Linked DNA regions of Mus musculus: region 2 is linked to region 1. A link is a loop called in an ENCODE intact Hi-C map of the cell type or tissue named here. Cell type or tissue: left cerebral cortex. All regions are shown on one strand. Each heading gives the region's core, and the rest is flanking DNA. Links, peaks and the distances in the headings are about the cores only. Region 1 has its middle 49 kb from the start of Erich3. Region 2 holds the start of Fpgt (fucose-1-phosphate guanylyltransferase).

Region 1 (12,731 bases), core at 1,566-9,565:
GAATTATCCACCTAAAGCCAACAATTATTCAAACCACAATGTTCAGCTAAAAATTTGAAGGTTCAGAAATACATGCTCCCTCAGGCTTAGATTATCCTGGTGCTATGTTAGGAGTTAAGAATCCAGTCAGAAAAGCTGTACTTTCCCTTTTTGCTCTTAGTCCAAATAACCTGAAGAATACTCAGTCTCTCCTTCCTGTGTTCCTAAGCAGAGGCTCAGAGAACAGATGAGAGCAGGGGACCCTACAAGACCTTATGATGATGCTGGTCTCTAAATCAGTTTGTAAACTTGGATTTGCACAGTCACAGGATACCGTAAAAGACTTTCCTGGAGACACTTGAGCAAGGCTAGCTTCAGTAGACGTCTAACTCTACTCTCAGCTTCCTCCTGTGCTTTCTTAAAATGGGAAATGTTTACTTCACTCATCCCCACATCCTCATACCTGCCCCACTACAAATTATAACCCCCCTTCTGCTTCCATGAAGGTGAGGTAGCCCACACTCTCTGTTATCCCACTGGGGAGCATGGGGCTTAGGAAAGGAGAGGTGTGAAGGGACAATCTTACGTATAGTCTAGGGGTTGCTACAACAAACACCTTCCACACCGGGCAACTAGTCTGAATAAAAATCCAAAAGCTCCCAATTCATTGCCTCAGAAGCAGCTGAAAGCTCTGGGGAGCCATTAAACTGAACATTTATGGGGCCCAGGTGCCTGAGGTTTTGATGCTCAGCTCTGAAGGACTTCAAAGCAATGCTATTACCAGGACAAACGCCCCTCCCCACTCGCATCTCTTTGTATGAATGGGTTTGTTCAGAATAAGGAAGAGTCATGGTATCCATACTAAAAAGAACATTTAGGATTGTGGCATAAGATCAGAGGAGAAGCCAGGGCTAGCGAACCTGTTAAATCCAACCATTAAGTGGAACCAACTTGTTTCCTAAAATTAGCACGTTGGCCTTCAGAAGAACTACCAAACAAATTCAGATATTTAAAAAATAGCAACTCTGAAATTCTGTATTAAAGGGATGATTTGGGGGATCGGCATGAGCAGTGAACTAGAATCTTCTGCTGAGGGCCTGATGGTTAAGGATGGAGGGAAAGACCCTGAAGACTGCTCAAGCGTGTAATGGACACATCTATTGTGCACAAATGAGTGGATTACAGTGTCACCAGGGAATCTACATACTCTCTAAAGATGCACAACTGATACTATTTGGCTCTCTGGAGTTATCAGGAAATACAACAGTTTAAAGCTATATTTTCTGCATTTTTCCTTGTTATGAAGTATAACTTTTCTCTCTTCTTTACTCAAAAATGTATATTTGATGGCTCTTCTCAGTCGATTGGCTCTCTCAGACAGAGACCCAAAGCCAGGTAGATTCAGAGATGAGCATGAAGAAAGGGCTATATGTTTTATTCTTATCTAAGCTGGAGGATGCAAGAGTCCCCATTCCATCCTGAGTCAGAGTGCCTCAAACTCATATAGAACCAGCAAAGTGGGTGGGACCTAGTAAACTGGAGGGTCCATGAATTCACTCTAAAACTCCTTTCATTTCAGACAGTAGAACTGGCGATGATGTTTCATAGTTGGTATCCACCAAACGGAGAGGCAGCGGAACCGTGACGTCTATGTTATCTTTGCAAGACTTTTTAGGATCATTTTTATTTACTCCCAAACTCCATCTGAACAAAGCCCGCATGGGGCCCTGTGTGCCTTTTATATCCAGTGTTTGATGATGTAATTAAGTAGGTGAGCAACTCCGAGGGGAGAAGAGCCAGGGGAAAGCATCAGCCGCTACTACCCGACAGGAGGAAGTTCAGATGCACAATATCTGGTTTATGGTAAAACTGCACTTTATTGCCATCTTATCTTTAAAATGTAATAATTATGAATGATGAAGAAGGCATCTCAGCTTTGATGAGACCCTTTATTTGCTACTCAAACTTTTACTATTTCCAAATGGTAACATAAACAAGAGAAATAATTACCCCTTTTATTTGAGGAGGAGACTTGCGTCAATTTGAGTGCTTTTGTTCTTGGGTGAAGTTTAAGGCATGTAGACTAAATACATTTCTGCTTATGGTTTCCATTTGTTTGTTTGTTCCCTTATTTTGAAATAGAGTCTCCTCGTGGAGCTCTGGCTAGCCTGGAGCTTCCTAGGTGCAGGAGATTGGTCTTGAAATCATAGAGACCTGTCTAGTTTTGCTTTTCAAGTGATGAGAGTTAACATTGTAAGCCCTGTAGCTCGCATCTATTTACTTTTACAAAGCAATCACAACGTACTTACACAGGCACTATTAAAAAATTATTGCCATCCTCTATAGTAATATTTGGTCACTGTGTCTGCAATTTATCAGATGTTGATCTGATCTGAATGAAAGTTCTACACATTAATGCTCATGTATATTAGATTATTGCATGGGATGATGAAGGGCACAAGCTGACCAGAGACGCTGGCTTTATGTTTCGGCCCTGGCCCTTCAAGCTGAAGCATCTTAGAAACCTCTCGGTCCTGATCTTCACTGTCTGTGGAAACCTCAGTCATTACTCTCTCTTTTTCTGTAGTCAATGAAATATCTCATGTTTACACCAGAGCCGAACCTGGCTCGCATACGTATTGAATGTCTGCTCTAACAAGCTTTTCTTTGGTGACCACATGCCCTATCAGCCAGTACCACTCATTCAACCAGTGACTCTTAAGCTTACCCTTACCCTGAACAGTCCTAGATACAGAGAAGCAAAGCATATAAGGCATGGAGCTAATACTTCAAGAAGCTTTGCATCTTAGTGCAGGATGTGTGTGCCAACCCCACATCCTCCTTGAACAGTGCCGCACAGTGCGCATGTTTATTCAGTCCCCTTTCCCCGTGTGCTCGTAACTAGTGAGGCTTCAGAAAATTTTGACTTCTGTTTCTGAAATCTTAATCCTGGCACAGTGTAATAAGCAAATGCAGGTTTGCCTGTATTTTCACATAAATGATTAAATGGAATAATCAGATTCTAACTTAGTCAAAAACTTGACAAACATAGGAAGAGACCGTGACGGACACATTCATTTTCCTGGATTCAGACAAAGTGCCAACAGCATCTGCAGAAAACATGTTATTCCCATCCCATGGGACCCATGGCCAACTACAGTTGCTCAGAAACTCAGCAGCAAAACATCAAAGCACCAAAATTCGATTTAGCACGGTGCCCTTACTTTCCAAAATGTTCTGAAACCACCTTCCAGCAGGACAGCTTAGAGGGCTCTGGACTGTTCAAACATTACTGTTTCCTGTCCTTTCCCTGGGAAAAAGTAAGATCCTCTAGTGTGACTGTAAATCATGAGAGCAATAATGAATATGGTGTCTCAGACACCACCAATCCACTGCTCCTTCACATGTGTAGTAAATGGACTTGAAAATCATTTTCAAATTACTTGAAAAACCGAAGAGGGGAGGGGAGTGCTCTGTGTACTAGATACATTTGGTAATAAACGCTGATCTAATGTGTGTTGCACACTTAATTCAAAAGGCAAGAGGATGCTCTTCCTTTCACAGAGAATGAAGACCTTGTTTGTGTAATAACCAACAAAGAGTGCTCACTGTCTATTATGCTTTGAATGTTGCTAATATGCCTTCTGAAGAGTCGCCCACAGGAGACTGTCTGGGTGCATGAGCACCTCATTCGTTGAACTCTTCCTCTTGCCAGCCATACCACTTTCCTGGGCCCAGGTGGTTCTAAAGAAGGCTTTATGGTGCTTCTGCAACTAGGAAGATACATCCTGACATAAGGGGCCTCCCTCCTACAAGGAGACCTTCCTAGACATAGAAACAACCTTTCCTTTGTATGCAAGCCACAGAGAGAATTTATTTCTGTCTCGAATCTCCCAACAAATGCGTATTTCAGTAACTTCTACTTTAGCATTTAAACACTTGCGTTCCACGCTGAGGGACATTCATCCCAGCTGACATTCGTCCCTGCTTATTGTACGCGGTTTTCACATCCATTTTTCCTGTCTTTCCAGGCTGAGAATTTCAAGAGTGGCGAATGTTATGAAGAAGCGAGGATGGGTAGGGAGGAGATAGGACGCCTGGGATTTCTGCCATCCTCCTGCAACCTAGAATCTGTGTATGTTTTCCCCTCCCCGAGCTCTCCCTCCCTCTCCCTGCCGCCCCAGAGCTCCGCAGCAGGAGGGAGGAGGAGGAGAGCCGCTGGCTGAAGCCGCCACCTGCCACAGCTAGGCAAAGCCAGTTGTCACTTACCCAGCGGGGTGAGAATGGCTCATTTTTGCAGAATCCTTTTCAGACCCCGCTGCAGGTGCAGATGCGGCTAGCGGTGGCTTGCTGCAGTGGCGGGGACTCGGGGCACCTGGGCTGGGCTCCGCCCTTCCTCACCCGGGCTCCCCGCAGCCTCCCGGTTGCTACTCCGTGGCGTCCACAGACTCCCAGTTGCTAAGGGAGGAGGAAAGGCACGCACCTAGGGCTGGGAGAAGCAGCGGTGCTGCTGGAACCAAGCCTAGGCAAGCTGGAAAAGAAGCCTGCTCCAACCCTACTCGCTGGGCCGTGATATGGGAGGATATGGGAGGAGGTCCAGCAGGCCGCAGTGCGGTTCCTCTAGGATTACCGTTCCCTAGGCACCTGAACCCTGAAGAAAACACACAAACACACACACACACACACACACACACACACACACACACACACACACACACACACCTTTCTGGCTCAACTTCTTCTTGCTAGGCCCCTGACTGGATGATGTCTGTTGGCAGGAGAGCCAGGAAAAGCCACAGCCAGGTGCCTTGGTTTCCGTTCCTCCTAAAAACAGACCCAGAACACTCGTGCATGAATGATCTGTTTTCCCTCTGTATGGGTGGCAGCTTTTGTTTCTATAGCTGCAAAGAATTGCCATCAGCTTTCTTCCTCCCTGGAAGTCCCCATCTTTGTGTCCCAGGTCCCCATGCCAGCAAGACGTTCCCCGGTTCCCCGTGTTGAGAGGGTGGAACGGAGTTTTGTAATGAGGAGGGTAGCTGTGGATTGAAACCCTGCAGGAAACTAGTTTAAGGGGAAGGGCTTTGGTGGGAAGCCTGCTCGGTCCTGTGCGGAGATGACCGATTGTTGGTCTTGCTTTGTCAGATAGCTGCGGAGTCAAGGGCTTGTTGGGCGGCTTTTGTGGTGGCCGGATACCAGAGGGTGTTTGAGCTGTCACTGGGTCTCTATTTCACCTGTCTTCTAGTTCTCCCACACTCAGAGGTGGGAAAGCCATTGCCTTCTCCGTCTACACTCTGCTTTTTCTCGTATTTCAAAAGTCCGCTGAGCATAAAAGGCCAGTCGGCTTCTTTGGCATCTTCTCCAGCACCATTCCTCAGAGTCACTGTGACACCTCCTCCGTCTCCCCCACCTTAAATTCTAGCGAAAGCAGAATCTTTCCCCATTCCTTTCATGAGACTATAACCCTACTCTTGACTACCTGGGCAGAGAGCGTCTATCTGCCCTTTGGTACTCAGGTTGAACATTGTTTTCTTAACATCCTCAACTTTGCTGGTGAGCTCTGTATTGATGACAAAATCTCTGTCAAAGTGTGCTACGGAACCATCTGAAGGAGAATGGAGTTAACTTTTTACAGAAGGTCTCAGAGGGGTCAGTCTGCCATTGCAAGCAGGTGTACCAGTGACACCATGTTAGGAGTTTCACTTGCAGGCAAACCAGGAAGTGGAGAACAGGGCTTCAGCACAGCCAATCAAAGATAGACGCAGGCAGTGACCCATTCTCTGCCCACCAAGCCTCACCTCCTAGAGGTGCCACAGTCTCCAGAAACAGCACCCCTGTCCCTCTCCCTCTCCCTCTCCCTCTTCCTTCCTTCATACCCCTTTCCCCATTCCTCACATACACTGGCATTGCTGAACATGTCTGTATACCTTCTCCATCTTTCCTAGCTGAGGGAAAGATCTTCCATTTTGCACATTTATTTTTATTGTGTTTTCAGAAGCAAAGTAGCAAGTCAACAAATGTTCAGAGCAAAAAAAAAAAAAAAAAAAGGAAAAGCATGCTCTTCTAAGTTACATGGATTTTACTGAGTGCTCTGTAGATGCTTTTTCAGAGAAACAAGGAGGCAATCATTTTCCCCACGTCCACATTGGTCTCTAAACAGAGAAACCAAAACTCAGACAGATCTAGCTGATTCAAAAGAACTATCATTTTAATCATTATAATGGGATTTCTTTCCTCCTGTAGCTCCTGTAAACTGCTGCAGAATTCAAATTATGCTTAATCTCAGAGTTATCAGACCACAAATACCAGATATCCCAAGGGTAAGATTAAGTCGATAGATAGATAGATAGATAGATAGATAGATAAATAGATAGATAGATAGATAGATAGATAGACAGACAGATGATAGATTGATTGATAGATAGATAGATAGATAGACAGACAGACAGACAGATGGTAGATAGATAGATAGATAGATAGATAGATAGATAGATAGATAGATAGAAGCTAGATAGACAGATGATCTATAGATAACAGATAAGTGGTAAAAAGATTGATGATTGATAGATTATAGACAGATAGTGTCTTAGTTAGGATTTTATTGCTCTGAAGATGCACCATGGTCAAGACAACTTTTATAAACATTTAATTGGGAATAGCATACAGTTCCAGAGATTTAGTCCATTTTCACCATGGTAGAAAGAACGGCAGCATCCAGGCGGATATGGTGCTAGAGAAGAAGCTGAGAGCTCTACATCTTGATCCACAGGTAGCAGAAACAGACTGTGTATCACATTGGACATAGCTTGAGCATAGGAGACCTCCAAGTCCCCTCCCACAGACACGCACACAGATAGTGACACACTTCTGCCAATAAGACCACACCCACTCTTACAAGGCAACACTTTCTAATAGTGCTAATCCCTATGACACAAGCATTCAAACACTTGAGTCTATGGGGCCATACCTATTCAAGCCACAACAGTTGGTAAATGCATACATGTACTGGCTAGCTTTATGTCAACTTGACACAGCTAGAGTCATGACAGAGGAAGGCGCCTCAATTGAGAGAATGCCTCCATAAGATCCAGTCCACTGTGGTTGGAGCCATCCCTGGGCTGGTGGCCCTGGGTTCTTTAAGAGAACAGGCTGAACAAGCCAGGAGATGCCAGTCAGTAAGCAGCACTTCTCCATGGCCTCTGTGCTATCTCCTGTCTCCAGGTGAGTTCCTGCCCCCATTGTTTTTCATGATGAACTGCTATATGGAACTGTGACCAAAATAAACCATTTCCTCCCTAAGTTGTTTTTTGGTCATTGTGTTTTCCTAATTAAGACAACAAATAATAAAATGGCACATAGAGAGAAATAGAGGATAGACAGACAGATAATTGATGGACAGAGAGATAAGGCAGATAGCAAAGGCCAACAGACTTATCTAGATCAACAGCTTATACTAATTAATTAATCAGTCAGATGAATCAGACTGAAGAATTCAAGGTTGCCTTGGGAACCAGATCTAGAGATGGGCAGAAGGCTGCTCCTTTCCCAGAAGTGTTTTCCTGCTGCACTGGACTTCCGAGTCTTTATGAGGATGCAGTACTGTTCCTTATCATTAGATTCAGCTAGAAAAGATGGAGGGGTGGGAGGCTGGAGATGGAGAGGTGGAGGGAGTAGAGGTAGACCCTACAGTGCACCCGAGGTTCCAGCATTCCTAGGGACAGCACAGGCAGTGCAGCCCTCCATGGGCGCCAATTAATTTCTTCAAATACCAAATGACACTGTCTCAGTGATGGAATGAAAAGGGAAAATAAAACTCGTTGATGGTATGCTGGAGTTTGTAGAAAAGGGTCCTCTGGCAGGCTAGAGACAGGCCCCCTTACCAGCACGCATTAATTCATAAACGGGCTTGAGTTCTCCACCCCCGTGAGCTACACCATTTCACATCCCTGATGAAAACTGCGAGGAAGCCCCTAATTTTCACTTCAGAAAATGCTCACTGTGAAAATGCATTGGGAATTTAGCCAGAAGGAATTTTTTATGTTAATTTCTGTTATGGAGAAAGGGTAAGGGAATGAAGGGAAGGGGAAAAAAAACTAAATTAAACGATTTCAAGACCAAATAGTCACTAGAGTCATCTCAGTTTCTTTTGAGAAAACAAGCCCCCAGATGTGCCCAGTAACATCAGAGAACATACGGATATTTCTGCTTTGTAGAAAGATCTGTGGGCTGGGAGTGAGGGTCAAACGCTGAGGGAGCTGTCATGAGGCAGGAGCACAGGACAGTGCTGCGTGGTCTCTACAATCAGTGATGGGCTCACCCATCCAATCTTAGAGGCCATCCTAGGAGACTGGCCATCTGGGGCTTGCTAGCTAAGTTCCGCCCAGTGTCTGATTGTTTTTGTTCAGCCATCAAACAAGAATTTATTAATGGTTTATTAATGGTTGGGGGCAGGGAGTCTTAGAAGTTATAGAAGAGACTTGGAAATCCTATGAAATTTACAGAAGTTCTCCTGGAGGGAACCACACCCATTTTCAAGAGTGTCACCTTTATTGCTCCCCATGTCCCAGGGCGGGGCAGAGTTGCTCCCACGGTGGCCTATGCTGCACAAACCCCAAAATACTCTTAATTTATACAAAATGTTTTCTAAGAAAGCTGCCCCTGGCCTATATCAAGTTTACAGGCAGAAAGCTATCTTATTCAAGGCCCTTGCTAAGCTCTGAAAAAGCAAACTAAGAGTCTGGGACGAATGCACAACAGTAACATGCTTGTTTTTTCCCTGGCCTCCACACACATGAGCACACACATGCATAAACAGCTGTACAAGTACACCTGCACACCCTGAGCTTACACACACATATGCACACACCTACACACACATACACACACCTACATACACACACACCTACATACACATACACACACCTACATACACATACACACACCTACATACACATACATACACCTACATACACATACACACATGCACACATATACACACACATACAGACACATACACACACACACATACACACATAAACACATACACACATACATACACATGCACACATACGCATACATATATAACACACATGTATACATACACACACATACACACATACATACACATGCACACATACGCATACATACATAACACACATGTATACATACACACATACATACACATGCACACATACGCATACATACATAACACACACATATACATATACACATAAACACACACAGCTGAAAAAGAAGAAGAAAAGGCTGATGAAAGACTGAATGGATGGAAGACATGTCTTTCCACATGCTTCTCGTTGTAAAAGAAAAAAAAATCAAATAACCAGGACTTTCATCCAATGTAACCCAGCGGTGCTTGGCAGAAGTTTTGTGGAGACTGCCTCTATCACCATAGACCCTAACAAGCCAGAGTCTTGAGAGACAGTGCTCTGATGGTTTCCAGGGACACCTTCCTCAGCCAGCACTATGTAAACCTCAGTTGGATTGGGGGTGAGCAGAGTCAGTGTTTCACAAGGACGTGCCCAGTTGTGCAGATGGCTAGGTTTACAAGAGAGCTCCCTAACTCCTGATGGCCTGCTAAGCTGGCATTGCTCAGAGCCTTAAAATCAAAAGCAGGAGATAGAGGGTCAGTGCATCAAGACTGCACCAGGCTATTCAAGGTGGGAATGTGTTTCCATGAACTCGTTTCACAGTTGCTATGGTCTGAAAGTCCCTTACAATGGGTGTGTTGATCCTTAGTCACCTATGTGATAGGATTAAGAGGTAGGGCCCTTAGGAGGTGAATATGGTTTGAGGGCAGAGCCTTCTGGGTGGGATGAGAATAATAAAGTCCTTATCATCGACTTCAAGGAGGAGCTTCACTCCCTCCCACTCCTTGGTCTTTCTGCCAGAGCTGGACGTTGGTCCAGGAGACATAGCAACAAGATGCTCTCTTAGAAGCAGACAGTCGTCCTGTTAGACATCAGGACTGTGTGTACGAATATCCTTGGGCTTCCTGGGTTCTAAAACATTGAGAAATAAAGTTTATCTGTTTCCACACTATCCTGTTTTTAACAGTGGTACCAGACTAAGGCACCACCTTTCGTGATGAGCTTGCTCCAGTGAGCCGGTGGGTGAAGGTTAGCTAGATGTAAGAAAGCCTGTAAGCAGGTAGAGTGGCATACTCCCAGTGACAAGTCAGACTTCTGAGTAACATGAATATGGAGAGTGTCTTCAGAGCCTTCTGTTCCTACCATGCCTACTTCTGAACTGGATCAGATCTGCAAGCAGACCTTCTGGGGATACGGAGAGTTGATGGGCTTACTGAGTGACTGAGAAATCAATGGCACTCACAAGCCTGAGGCCCCAGCAGTGAACAGGACTCCTCTCTGTCCTCACACTTGAAGTCTGTCAGCGGAAGACAGGGAGATAAAGAACAGCAGAGCGGAGGGTGGAGGAGAGGTGGCAAAGTGCCTGCCTAGCTCACACGAGTACCTGAGTTTGTTGCCCAGTGCTCAGGTAGAAAATCTAGGCATAGTCCTGTGCATCTATAACTCTGCTACATGGCAAGGGAAGTGAAGACAGGCAGAAGGATCAGCAGAGCTTGCTGGCCATCCAGCATAGCCCACGGGTGAGCACCAGGTTCTATGAGATCCGGTCTCAAAAATTAAAGTAAAAATCTATCCAGGAAAACATGATGCCAACCTCTGGCCTCACACACACACACACACACACACACACACACACACACACACACACACACACACGTGTGTACATACACACATACATGCATACTTGCACATACACATACATAGAAGCACTCACACATGCACACTTGGGTGCACACACACAGGTACACACATACCATGCACATTCACACGTGCATGCGCACACATGCACATGCATGTGTACATGCACACAGGTGTGTGCACGCACACTCATTCACACACGAACAAATATGAACACACACACATGCACACACATGTACACATGATACATGGGAGAGCTAAATGCTGTAAAGTGCCATGTACTGTCATCTCATGTACCTGCCCCATCCACCCTCACTATCCCCAGCCACGTGCCCTCTGTGTCCAATGTTATTACTTCTCCCTAGCTACTCTATTTCCTCTACCCTGTGCAATGGTCAGTCCTAGGTATCAGCTTCACTGGATGGACTTCTAGATGATGTCTGGACATGTTTGTGTTCCAAGGAGGAATGGCGCAAGAGTTAATGAAGACCATACATATTCACTGTAGGCTCCTAGTGGGTCTCTTAAACAAGCACACTCCCCACCCCCATGGTACCACTTATGTCTTTCAGACTGTGACCACATCTTTGACCAAAAGGAGTTTTAGAGTGAAACTACTTACTCTGACTCATAATTGGGAGGAAAGTCCACCATGTCAGGAAAGGTCTGGCAGTGGTAGTAGCTCTCAGCTATGGCCACAGGAAGCAAAGCTGTTGCTCACATTTGGGTGCATTGGGAAGCAGGGAGACAGGGAGAAAAACTGGTTAAAAACCCCAAGACCTGCTCTCCCCGCAACCCACCTCTTAACAGGTCCGCAACCCTCAAAATTAGGACTATCACTCAGCAACCATGTGTTCAAACACACATGAGGGACATTGTGCATCTCACATAGAACACATCTGGAGAAGAAAGAAAGGACTCAAAGATAAGGTTGGTGTTGAGGTGAGCCTTATGGGGTATGCAAAAGTTGGCTGAAGATCAGGACATGGGAGCAAGAGTCAAGTTTCGCCAAGCCAAGCTCTGGCCAGTGAGTCTCTGCAACCCCTGTGCTGCCTGATGTATCCCAAACACAAGTGTGTTGTTATTTGAGGAGGAGAAAGTGAGAGACAAAGAAGAGACAAGAGATGGCGAATTCATCAAGGAAGCACATTCACGGCGGATGGATTCACACCAGATTCGAGTGTCGCACGGTGGCTGCAGGTTCATCGCTCTCCTGCAACTCACTGACACCACTCTTTATACTGGACTCTGTATGTGCCTCATCTCCCCAACCTGAGATTTAGTCTTTGTTCTTTTCTTGAGTGCTAATCAATCACTGTAATTTAAAGAGTGTTTAGTAAGTAGCTGCTAATTAAACGGCAGGAGTGTGGTTCCTATTTTCCTCCATGTTTCAACCAGAGGCAAGAAGTGAAGAACGTGGTAAAACTGGACTCACAAGTATTTCTCTTCATTGCACTGTGGCAGATAAGTGCTTCTTCAACTTAGAACAAGACCCATGGCCTCCAGCAGAAGACTTGCAGATTCTTACCTGGAAGGGTGTGATAGACCATCTCAGACAGACAGACAGACAGACAGGACAGACATAGAGAATAGAGGACTTGGTAATTTTCACATTTGTGCCTTCCTTCACGCAAACTAGATTAGCATTGCACTAGGTCTGAGATTGTAAGGTCCTTGAGGAATACATATTGAGTGATAACGTGGCTTGGAATTTATTACATTATCTCATATGAAAAAGCAACCCTAAAAGAGTTTAAGTTGTTTTTCATGAACTTAAATATTCTCCCAAGAAGCATGTTTCCCCTAGAAATTGCTCGGCTAACGCTGTCACCCTTAGGGCATGAAGATTAACAAAAGCGTTGTTGTTATTGGAGAGATCACAAAGTCTCAGTTAATATTCTCTTGTGATAAAAGATGAGTCAAGGGATGTTGTGAAACAGGCCTCAAAGAAACTGCAAAGGGGAAAACAGAGTTCTGGACTGGTAAGTGACGACAGCAAGCCTGCCTCTG
Region 2 (12,731 bases), core at 2,790-10,789, 430 kb before region 1:
TTCCAGAGGACCCAGAACACACACTGGCCAATGTACAACTCGCAGTGACTACAGGGAATCCACCACACCTTCTGGCCCCCATGAACACCTGCACTCACATACACAGGCATAGACACACAAACACAAACATACAGGTAAATAGAAACAAAATAAATCTGTAAAATAACTTTAAAAGAAGTGAAGCACAGTCTAGGAGAAGGCTCTGTGTCAGGAGTGCTCACTGCTGCTACAATACTTGGGCTCAGTTCCCAGAACCCATGTGTGTGTGGGGGGGGGGGGGGCGCACAACCATATAACCTCAGCTACAGAGAATCCACTGTGGATAACTACACATGTGGCGTGGATACCGAGAGACTCTCTACATCCATAATTTAAGATGAATCAAATCTCAATATATGCACAAGTGCTTTTACATAATTTCATTTAAAACTTTTGGATTACATGTTATGTTTTTCTTCTATATACCTTATTTTGTATGAACTTTTAAACGTTTCTTTATATTTTCAGTAGACAGAAAGTGTTGTGGTTTGTAAGAGAGGCTTTTTGTTTTGTTGTGTTTTGTTGCTTTGATCCAGTGTTTCTTCACTGTGATGGTTTATATATGCTCAACCCAGGGAGTGTCACTATTAGAAGGTATGGCCCTGTTGGAGTAGGTGTGGCCTTGTTGGAGTAGATGTGTTACTGTGGATGTGGGCTTTAAGACCCTCCTCCTAGGTGCCTGGAAGCCAGTATTCTGCTAGCAGACTTCAGATGAAAATATAGAACTGTCATCTCCTCCTGTACCATGCCTGGCCAGATCCTTCCATGCTCATTCCTTCATAATAATGGACCAAACCTTGGAACCTGTAAGCCAGCCCCAATTAAATGTTGTCCTTTTAAGAGTTGCCTTGGTCATGATGTCTGTTCAGAGCAGTAAAATCCTAAGACACTCACTATACTCCCTCTCCTTCCTTTCCTCTCTCTCCTCCATTTTGAAATGCTAATAATGTATATCCTGTGCCATTATGTGTTGTGATTTTTTTTTTTGATTTTACAGAAGGATTACAGTTGAGAAACTGCATGAGTCTCAGAAGAGACTTTCAACTTTGGACTGTTCAGCAGGATTGAGACTGTGAATGACTGTGGGACTTTTATAGTTGGGTTAATGATACAGTTACAAGCCAGTGGGGGACAGGGAGTTGAATGTGATGGGTTAAGGGCAAATGCCCCTTATAGGCCCATAGGGAGTGGCACTATTAGGAATTGTGGCCTTGTTGGAGTAGATTTGGCTTTGTTGAAGTAGGTATGTCACTAAGAAATGGGCGTTAAGGTTTCAGACGCTCAAGTCGTGCCTGGTGCGGCTCACATCACTGCCTGTTGCCTGATGATCTGAATGCAGAATGCTCAGCTCCCTTTCCAGCACCATGCCTACCCTGCTTCCCGATATGATGATAACTGATTCAACCTCTGAACTGTAAGCCAGCTCCAATTAAAAGTTTTCCTTTATAAAACATGTTCATGGTCATAGTGTCTCTTCACAGCAAAAGAAATCCTCTTATACCTAGAAATAGAAAACTAATAAGGTAGAAAGAGAGTTTAGATTTACAGTGTAAGTTCACTGGCATACAGGCAGTAGTTAATGCTTACCTGGTTTCCATGGAGATCAAGTTTGATGAGCTTTTTGCAGCTCTGCAGTGGCTGAATGTCAGTAAGGAAGTTGTTAGAGAAGATGCACACTCTCAGAGAGATGCAGGTCTGCAGGTTCTCCATGGACTTCAGATGAAGGCCACTATACTTCACAAATACAAAATCTTTCTGATCTTCTATTATATTTTCATTATAGTGACTCCATTCCTCATGGCTGGTAAGCTCTTTTGTGATTGTTCCATGAAACATCTAGAAAAGATGGAGATTTATATTTAAGGAGGTAGGGGAAACAGGACTGAAGCCCTGAGGGCCAACAGAAAGAATGGGAACAAGAAACCTCAGGAGGTAGGAGGTGGGGGGACCCTCTAAAACATTACCAGAGAGCAGGGGGGTAAAAGACTCTCAGGACTTAAAGTGAGGAAACTTAGATGAAATGCCCTACAGTGGGGAGAGGGAACTTCTAAAGCCCAACTCCAGTAGAAAGAAAGTACATCAAGTAGAGAGATGGGATTGCCATCCCACAGTCAAAAATTCTGACGTAGAATCGTTCCTGTCTGAAAGAACTGCAGGGACAAAAATAGAGAAGAGCCTGAGGAAAAACGAGGTCTAGTGACAGGCCCAAATTGGGATCCAGCTCCAGGCCTGAAGGCCTGACACTATTACTGATGCTGTGGTGTGCTCACAAAAAGGGGCCTACCATGACTGCCCTCTGAAAGACTCAACAAGCAGCTGAAAGAGTCGCATGCAGATATTTGCACCCAATCAATGAATGGAAGCTGGTGAACCCTGTGGTTGAATTATGGAAAAGCTGGAAAAAGTTGAGGAGGAGGGCAACCCTGTAGGAAGACGAGCAGTCTCAACTAACCTGGATCCTCAAGATCTCTCAGACACTGGACCACCAACCAGACAGCATACACCAGCTGACCTGAGGCCCCCAACACACATACAGCAGAGGACTGCTGAGTCTGGACTCAGTTCAGAGAAGATGCACCTAACTCTGGAGAGATTTGAGGCCACAGGGATATTGTAGCAGGGTCACACAGGAAAAGGGACAGCACGGTCTTTTAATCAGGAAATGTATGGCTATTCTGAGAGAGAGTAGCCCAAATTACAAATAAGTTACCCTTCCAACTTTAAAGCCACATTCCATTCAGTAGACCCAGAAATGCAGGCTGCACCCACACTGTATCTCATTTCCTTTAAGCACATGGCTATGGAATCCTCTCCTTGAGTTTTCCTACCAATGACTTCGGGTTTTTTTTGTTGTTGTTGTTTTTTTGTTTTTTTTTTTCCATTTTAGGGTAAAGTTTTGTTTACTTTCAATGATAAGGACTTACAAGCAGGCAAGTATGGCATGTTTCAGAATAGAAAATATGGCTCATTTGGAGCCAGTAGCTGTTCCACAAGGAATGTCAGAGTACGACTCATACAATAAATGTGTCATTTTACTATGATTGTTTGCTTTATTTTTAAATATTTTCATACAATATAATTTGATCATTTCTTCCCTCTGCCAACACACTTCCCATACTCCACCAACTTTATCTTCCCTCAAAACAAACAAACAAAAAAAAAAACAAAACAACAACAATCACCCAAACAAAGATACTGGTGTACGAAAACCTGTCCCAGGTGATATTCATTCTCTAGGACACATCTCCTAATCTTCCTAAAAAGTTTCTCAGTCCCTCTATCTTGAGACCAAGCATTCAAATATATGCACCTATGGGAGACATTATCATTCAAGCTATCACACTGCTGGAAGGCACTATGCTTGCTTCCAAAGGAGAAACATTATCAAAATCACATATAGGTATAAACCCTGTGAGCTACAATAGTGGCCTTCCTGCAAGGAGTGAACAAGTGTGATAATGGCCCAAATGTTACAGTAGTAACCAATTACTGTAAATCGGATTTAAGGTCCTCTCCACAACTTGAAACTCATACCTGACCCTGTTAAGAAAGCCAAGAACCTCAGACTATATAGGTCATGGGTACTAGAGTAAAACCTAATATTACTAGTCTGCTAAATAAATATAGCAATAAAATGACTCAGAATGATGTATTACTATACCCATAGAAGAGTGCTTCATTCAACCCTCATTAGACAAGCTTCCTCTTGCATTAGATGATAACTAATACAGAGACCTAAAGGTAGACATGTAGCATGTGAGACACTTTGGAACACTCAGCCATAACTAGCATATCTTTATCACATCTCTCCTGCAAAGGGTGTTTTCTGTTGTTTTAGGTCAACAGAAGAATTTAGAGGTATAGTCTTCTTATAATGATTCAATTTCAAAGTTCTCCATTATTAAATTAGTATTATGAAGTAATATGTATTTGTTATAGTGAAGAGCCCAGCAGAGATCTACAGGTTACTACCAAAGTGAATATCTCACAACAAAGCCCACACTTGTCATTGCATATTATGTGGTCTTCACTCACTATGGATAAACATCAAGGACCCTACTTTTGGATCATATATATGCTTTATCTTGTCATGGACTGCTTGTCTTTAAAAACACTATTTTGTGTTTCCATCAGCAACAAGCTGAAAAATTATTCCTTTACATTCTTACTAGTATTTGGTGTATTGGTATTTTAAATCATGGCCAGTCTGGTAGCTATATAGGGGTACCTGAATTTTTGAATTTGAAATTCCTACATATATCTGATGCTGTGTTTTGGTTTGCCATCTGAGTATGTCCTCCAATGAGGTACTTCCTTTTTTAGCTTTTTTGATCATTTTTTGGTTGGCTGTTTGCTTACTGTTGAGTTTGAGTGCCTTGTATTATTTTGGATACCAGTGTTTCACCAACTATGTTTTGCAATGCTTTCTCCAAGGCAGCCACATTACTGGTTATTTTCTTAATTCCCCTTTTTAATCCAATACACAAAATCATATTTTTACAAACATGGTTCATACAATCAACATCCATCCTTATTAACAGCATCAAGATTCCATCCCTCTAATTAAAAGTGACATGCTTCACTGCATCGTGTATAAATAATATATATAGAGAGATGTGTAGTTTTATACAGCCACATCACTGTACATGAAGCTCTTATCTGAAATTATTCATCATTCTGATTATTCCATCTCATTTACTTTAACTTTTAGACAATATACATATTCAAAGAGTTTTATCTCTCTTCTTTTGTTAAAGTTCATTGGGTCTATTGTATGCTGCCAATATCCTCATGAGTGGGGCCATCTACTAAAGCATGGTTGACCTACCAGAGAGGCCACAGCCTTAAAGAAAATTGATTCAGCCTTTCCAAGCAGCTATGAATGGTCCATAGCCCCTCAGGTAGAAACAGGACTTATATAAGCTTTAACGACTGACCTGGTAAAATGCACTTACTGGTATACTAGTGAGAAGAATTTCATGAGGGGTAACCAACAACTTTCTGATTTAAGAATTTAAGTCACCCTCCATAAATAGAGCCCATATCTAACACCGCTATTAGAATCACAAATGTGTGGCCAGACAGGTAGGTCATGAAGTTCTACTGGAGAACCTACTACTACTATTAATCTACCGAACAGACATAGCATATTAAACTAACTCCCAATTATCTATAGCTACACCCATAGTTTAGTGCATCTCTCAACCCTCATCAGAAAGGTTTCTTTCTTTCTTTCTTTCTTTCTTTCTTCTTTTTGCAATATATGGCAACTAACACAGAGACTAATAACTGGTCAATGTGTAGAGAGTACAACTAAGCAGTGCTCAATTTCTGAAAGGTACACACACACACACACACACACACACACACACACACACACACAGTGTAGGGATCACTGTCAAAGGGAGGGAGAAAGAGGGTAAGTGCCGGAGGAGGTGGACACTGTTTTCTGGACATAGCAGGCAGCTGCACTCATGAACTCACAGCAGCTGTAACAGCACCCAAGGCCTGCACTAGCTCAAGACAGCACATTTCAGCATGGAATGGAAAGGTGGGTGTGAAGTACTATATGAGAAATTTAAATTTGGTTAATTTGTTTTCCACTTATAAGAATGTTTGGTAGGTACTCAAATATGTAGGCCTTTTTGACCTGTATTATTCCCTTTGGACCTCAACCTCCTCCTGTAGTTGAAAATAAATTCCCTCTCCATTCTGACAACTCACAAAATTGTCTAGCCAGCCCTGTCTTGATCTCCAGAACCACATACATGATGCACAGACACACAACAATTTCTACTATATTTGCACTAGTTTATTCTACATATCCAATATTATTACAGGTCTTCTCTTATGACTTCACTATGCTTCCCCATACATACCTTTCCTCAGCTCATTTAAATGTCATGTCATCCACTTTCAGCATCTTTTAGTAATTTCTCTCACAATCCACACTTATTTATTGGACAGGTGTTGTTGGTTAAGTGTTTCTATAATCTAAGCAATTTCTCTCCATCTCCCATTATTATCTTTTAAATTTCCACCAAATCTTTCCTGTTTGTGTTACTTTAGTAGACTCCAAATAAAGCTCTGCTTATATTCTTGCCATACCCACCAACATACTTCAGTGTGTCTGTGCCCTTTAAACATAAGGCAGGTCACCAAAAACCTGGGATGACTCCAGTTCACTCAAGACTATAAATTACAAGCTCTGACTGCTATTGCTGTTATTATCTATCGGGCCTTTCTGTATTTTCTTAATTTCCTTCAGCCGGAGTGTATTGTGAAACAGTTATCTCCTCCCCACAAATGTGTCCACTTTAAATACAGAATTAAATGCTGAGGTCAAGGCTTTAAGTGAAAAACTAAGCTTACTCAGAAACTTAAAAGTTCATAGGGAGCTGCTATGCAGAATTCTGAGTTAGATTTTAAAGAAGAGAAGCTTCTCAAGTCAAATTGTAGTGGTAAGATTTCTGGGTTTCAGACTGAAATGGCTTCCTCAAATAGCGTTCCTCTCTATGTACTATGTGAAAGATTAAAGAGATCAACCTGTAGTACTCGATATAAACTTATGCACTCTACAAGAGAAACACATATAACCACTCTATGAAAGTGTATTAAGTAAGACTGGTTCTTTCCAATATCTGGCACCTTTGGTTGAATCTCCTTGAAGCAAGTGAACACAACAGAGTGTGCAGTGCTGGCTAAAGGCGCTAGTTCAGTACTGGGCCTGGGAAGTTGGACAACTGAAGGGTGCAGAGTAGTCTGGCCCACCAGAAAGCATCCCACAGAGCCGAGCCTCTCTCTGGTTCAGGGGCCTGGCCTCCCTGGGAGGCTTCTGACAGGAATAGGAGCTCCGTGCGGGCAGGTCACCTCAGCATCTGGGTGGTGGATCCACTAATGGTGGGTGGGTTGGTCTTCTCGGTCGCACCGCGGGTTGTCAGACACGGTAAGGCAGGAACCCAGAGCTCCGCACAACCCGACCCCGCTAGGTGCCCGCCCATCTGCCCCACAGATCGTTGCCCAGGAAACGCCGCTTGCGCACGCTCACGCCATCCTAGCTTTTCAAGTCTCAGGGCGCTTCCAGGGCCGCGGTGACGTGGAGAGCATGGAGGAGGCGGGGCGGGGCGGGGCGGGGCGGGGTTTGGAGTGCGCGTGCGTGCTAAGTGTGCTCCCGGAAGTCGGCCATGGCGTCTCTCCGCGAAGCCACCCTGCGGAAACTGCGCAGATTTTCTGAGCTGAGAGGTACCAAGGCGGAACTGAGTTCTCTGCCCCCCTGCACGGAGAGCGCCTTCCCAAGGACCCCGCGCAGCTTCCTGTCCGATACCCCTTCCTGTCCGCTCCGTCCTGGCCAGGCCAGCCAGACTTTTCCCTTTTTCCCTTTTCCTCCTCTCTGTGCGAGCCTAAACTTAGATGTCAGGAAGGAGCAGTAAGAGAATTACCAACGGGAAGTAACACTGGCTTAACTCAGTGGTAGAAGACCTTTTGCTTAGAGTCTGCAGTAGTCGTTACCTTGTTTCTTTTCTTTTCCCAAGCCCCGCTGCTTAACTCCACTTTATTCCAATGTAAACCCCAATACGGAGGCAATCATGGCTTTAAATTTGATAATGTAAGTTTGGGGTACAGCTGTCTGGTAAAATTGATATTTATGAGTGCCTAAAATGTACGGTCTTATATTTGGATACCAGAATGATTGGAACTATTAAATCCAAGCTAACATGTCTGTCTCTCTCCTCTCCTTCTCCCTCCCCTTCCCCCTCCTTTCCTACCTATTCCTCCTTCTTATCTCAGTCCCTCCCTCCCTCTTTATCTTTCCCCTCCCTCTCATTCTCTCTCAACTTGTTAAAAACCTTATTAATATTTTTGCTGATTAGAGGGTTCCACTGATTCTTGAAAGTGCAATTTGTCATTTAATGAGTTCATTGAGAAGTTTAGTCCTGGGGTTTGTGTTGTATTCTGATTGCTTATATAAAGTGTAGTTTGATCATCGTTAATAAAAATATTAGAAGCTAGGACTGGTGTCGCAAGTCTGTACTGTCATCTACTTGAGACGCTAAGGCAGTAGGAACGAGGTTCAAGACCTACCTGGATTGCACAGACAAATAGACGATGATAATTGATAGACAGATAGATAATAGGTAGATCGATCGGTCGTGTGGTAGATAGATAGAAAATAAATATGAGTTCAGAGCCAATCTGTCAAGTAGTGGAAGAGTCCATGATTCACTGAAGAATGAGTCACCAAAGAATGATGCCCCAGATTCCAACAGTATGTAAACACAAAGAGTATTTATTCTGCAGAAGTCCAGCCTTCTGGGTCTCCCATTGCCAAGATAGAGAGACCCTGAAGTGAACTCGCAGGACCAATTTCAAGCACATTAGAGGAGTTCTGGGTTAGGTAGGCTTTGCCTTCCTCTATCTCTAGTCAAGTGCATTAGTGAGAAGGGGGGAAGTATAGAATAGAACTTCAATCTGTAACTGAATGTGAACAATCACTTGCAATAGCTTACTACCTTTGAACTAGCCTGTCTCAACCCTGTCAAACGTAAGATACTAAATTAATTAAATAGATAAATGAAGGATTATGAACATAGCTCAGTGATAGAGCTGGCAAGCATAGGACTCTGTGGTTATTTCCCAGTACCACAAAAGAAAAGGAAAGAAAAAAATGATAAGCAACAATAACAAAAGACCACATTCCTAAACAAAAACCTGGAAGGAGTGGATCCTTGAGTTGAAATTTCTCAGCCAGCAACATTAAGGGCCCTGGTTCGCAAAACTTGCTTTTAGAGGGTAATGTTTGCTTGTTTGTTTTGTTGATTGGTTTGTTGGTTGGTTGGTTGGTTGATTGGCTGGTTGTATCCCCTTCTTAGTATGGAAGATGGTAATGATTATCCTTTGTTAGCCCCTGTTTTGAAATAGGCAAACTTGTAAGTGAGATGACTGATAGCATTAAAAGAAGGTTCCTTGCTATTTTTCCAATAGGCAAACCCGTGGCAGCTGGAGAATTCTGGGATGTGGTTGCAATAACAGCAGCTGATGAAAAGCAGGAGCTCGCTTACAAGCAACAGTTGTCCGAGAAGCTGAAGAAAAGGGAATTGCCTCTTGGAGTTCAATACCATGTTTTTCCAGATCCTGCTGGGACCAAAATTGGTACACATTTCATGGGGGTGCTTATAAAGGACTCTGGACAAAAATAATAATTGAAAAATAATTTTTCTTTGTTTATAGTTTATAAACTGTTTATCTGTACACATGGCCTTTAAAAACTTTAAGATCTGAAACTTAGCTTTTAAAATGATAAAAGTCCAAAAAGAGATTCTGAGCCCCTGTGACTTACAGAGAAACTAGTCCAGACCTTATTTTAAAGATTTTTTTTTTTTTTTTTTTTGCCTCAGTACAATTTACACTGGAATTTGCTGGAAGTTCTCTTAAGATCTTTTCCAACTGAGCAACTGAGTCATTTCATGAAGTAGTTTGGTGAAGAAAACAAATCAGGAAGCTGATGTATATATATACTTGGCCTCTTAGGACCAAGTTACGGGAAACAGACAAACAAGGACCAGTTACTTGAAGTATCGTAGAATATTTACTTAAACCCTGGAGAATTCAACTTTGTCATCATTGCAGATATATCAATTACGTGTCACCTTTGATTCCTTAAGGAGAGAAGTGCAAAGGATTTCTTCTACTTTTGTATTGTTATTCATTAAAAGAAGGCCAACATTCATCTCTCATTTACTTATTTACTTGCAGTGTTTAGACTGTAAATAGTATGATTTTATAAGAATGTATCACTAAGCTTGTGGCTCATGTGCTGAGTAAAGCTAAAGCCTCGTCGTGCGGAACAAGATGCACGTGCATGGCACTGGCGTTCCTCTCACTTCCCACTCCTGGTTTAGAAGGTTAGCACCTGTATGATGTCTCTTCTATAGAGGAGAATTAAGTATACAGGATGTAAGTGGTATTTAAAATATTTTATACAACCAGGTTCCTACATTAAGAAAAAAAACAAAAACCTCCAACTAGTGTGTTAGGTTGTGTCATGTGGAAGAAGCCATTGTATGTTGTATGTTGGCAAGTGTATATCAATTTACAGTCTCAGGTCCTGTACCTTATCACTTCTATCATGACACTGAGACATTGTGAGCTTTACTCTCTGTGTTCCCTGATTAGCTGTTTGTTTGCTTACTTACTGTACCTGATCACTTCTTCTGACAATAACATCAATCTGTCTGCCTCCTATTGACAAAATTCACGTCTTCAAAATTGTAACATTGCTTATATAAAAATATTCCTAGTTTTATCTGAAACAATATGCTTCTGAATTGTTTTTAAGGAAATGGAGGATCAACACTTTGTTCCCTTGAGTGTTTGGAAAGCCTCTGTGGAGACAAATGGAATTCTCTGAAGGTCCTGCTAATCCACTCTGGTAACTTATTGTTGACTTATTCACATTTGCCCTTGAGCTTTCTACCTTTGACACCGTAGAGACTTTGTCCCCCTTGCAAATGATCTCTCAAATTTTATTTTGCCTTAAAATTCATTGATGGTATTTTACTTGAGAAATAAATACTCATTTTTTTCTTTTGTTATGTGCAGTTTGTAAATGGTAGGATTTTCACAAAATTTATTTTTAACATAGATTATTACATCATCAACTTCTATGAATGTTTTATTTCACTTTTGTTTTGCAAATAGAAAATTATTTTTTATAAAACTCATGAAAATGTGACCATTTCTCAGGCACCTTGAGGGGACTTTTGTTGCCGAGGAAAATGGATGATGATGATAATGATGATGATAACCCTTTTGTCAAAACTTCTGCCTTGCATTTTTGTCTGATTTTTAAGAGCAAAAAAGCTACAATAATTAACAGTTTTAAAAACAAAAGAAAAGGTGACAAAATATGTAAAAGCAAATAGAACATTTCAAATGAGAAAAGTCAGAAAAACAGTGTTAGAAGTATAAATTAATACATGTAATTATATGAACATTTTGGTTTCATAGAAACTTCTGTTGTTTATATTCCAGTGAGCTAAAAGTTTTACCAAGGCTTAACATTAGCCTTGGGATATATAATTGAGAATGGTCATATTTGTAGCTTTAAAGATGCTTTGTAATTCTGAGTTGCATACACAGTAATATGACTTTCTATAGATGACATGAACAAAAACATCTAAGTCCTGCTTTCAAGAAAAATTAACAATATAGAACAATTCATTGTCTTGTAGAGTAAAAGTTTTTATTATGAGTTTAGTAAAACTAATTACACTTAGAAAATAACTAGCAATACATATAGTGAGCCCTCTGGATCCTGGCATTCCATCCACCTCTGCAGATTCAAGCAACCGTGGACAGAAAGTATTTGAAAGAAAATAAAAATGTCTCTATACTAAATATGTACCTTTTTAAAAAAATTCCTGGAATATCTCTACATAACTACTGTTTATATAAACATAATATTGTACTAGATGGCATAAATATATTTTCCAGTAAAGCATTGTGGGCTACATGCAAATACTGTGCCATTTCAGGGCAGGGAGATCAGTACCCTCAGATTTTGGTGTCTACCTGGGGTTGCGTCTCTATGGATGTGAAGAATAGCTGAAGATAGTTCTTTGAGTGAAAACTAATATTTTCTGCTCTCTAGAGAAAAGAAACAATGAAAATTATTTTCTCTCTCAGATCTTGAACAATATATTTTGTACAAAAGTAATTTAAATGTGTTACTGATTTCCTGATGCCCCAGAGGACTTTAGTAAATCCCCAGGTGCTCGCTGAAACCTGCCACTATCAGCATGAAGCATGCTACAGCAGACTTTATCCCAATACACAAGTCTGCACTGTACTATACACCTTTCTCTACACGAAAAGGATTTAAGACAGCTAATGTGTTTGAGAGAACATGTTTCAGGAATCAGGACATTATGGTGTTCATTTTGGAAGGGAAAAGCCAATTTAAATGAAAAAGTGGTATAATTTTAAAAAAATTTACTGAAGTAAATTTGCCTTTATTTTCTCTAAGTATATTTTGTAAGTTGAAGGCAATAACTCATGAAATGGATGTATAACAGAGAGGTACATTTTGAAACTGTTAAACTGTTCTAGTCTTTTACACTATTTTCTATGAAGTACATTTCTCATACATAACTTTAACCATGCTTGGAATGCCTTGTCAAAAATGTACATGAAAGATCAAGTTTTAATTTTTGTTAGTCATACAGTTGTTTCTGAACAGGCTCTGTGTGTCTTCAAATCATTTCCTGACCTAGAGACTTTAAAATTGCATTGCAACTTAAGATTGCTATAAGAGAAACACTTTTCGATTTTTTTTTGTCTAGATCTAATAATTCTACTCTGAATTTTGATTAAATACTTAGTATTAAATATCTTCAGATATTATACCTGGTGCTACCAGATTTTGAAAATCTCCTAAAGAACATATTGCTAAATACTTTGCAACTTTTACAGGTGGCTACAGCCAACGCCTTCCCAATGCGAGTGCTTTAGGAAAGATCTTCACAGCCTTACCACTTGGTGAACCCATTTATCAGATGTTGGAGTTAAAACTAGCCATGTACGTGGATTTCCCCTCAAACATGAGGCCTGGAGTCTTGGTCACCTGTGCAGATGATATCGAACTCTACAGTGTTGGGGACAGTGAGTACATTGCCTTTGACCAGCCTGGCTTT

Evidence for each region. Peaks named below come from ENCODE experiments on the same cell type or tissue, not always from the same donor. Only the 100,000 strongest peaks of a DNase experiment are listed, where the experiment ranks them.
Region 2: it touches region 1 in a loop (4-fold over the local background); 7 of 42 quality-filtered maps call a loop at or near these places.

What each region holds. Positions count from the first base shown.
Region 1 is chr3:154,655,801-154,668,531 of GRCm38, reverse strand. It overlaps a transcript of Erich3 not described here. Among named protein-coding and RNA genes, the nearest start is that of Erich3, 49 kb to the left of the region's middle. In left cerebral cortex, for the core only: no CTCF peak of the experiment used is centred there; DNase peaks (open chromatin) are centred at 4,246 and 4,755; H3K4me3 peaks cover 1,017 bases; H3K27ac peaks cover 1,683 bases.
Region 2 is chr3:155,087,849-155,100,579 of GRCm38, reverse strand. It overlaps Fpgt (fucose-1-phosphate guanylyltransferase), which reads left to right and starts at 7,202. Exons shown (of 4, transcript NM_029330.2): 1 at 7,202-7,281; 2 at 9,022-9,189; 3 at 10,376-10,468; 4 at 12,511-12,731. The coding sequence starts at 7,224. It overlaps Lrriq3 (leucine-rich repeats and IQ motif containing 3), which reads right to left and starts at 7,146. Exons shown (of 8, transcript NM_028938.2): 1 at 6,910-7,146; 2 at 1,627-1,875. The coding sequence starts at 1,875. In left cerebral cortex, for the core only: a CTCF peak has its summit at 7,259; a DNase peak (open chromatin) is centred at 7,195; H3K4me3 peaks cover 1,493 bases; H3K27ac peaks cover 1,034 bases.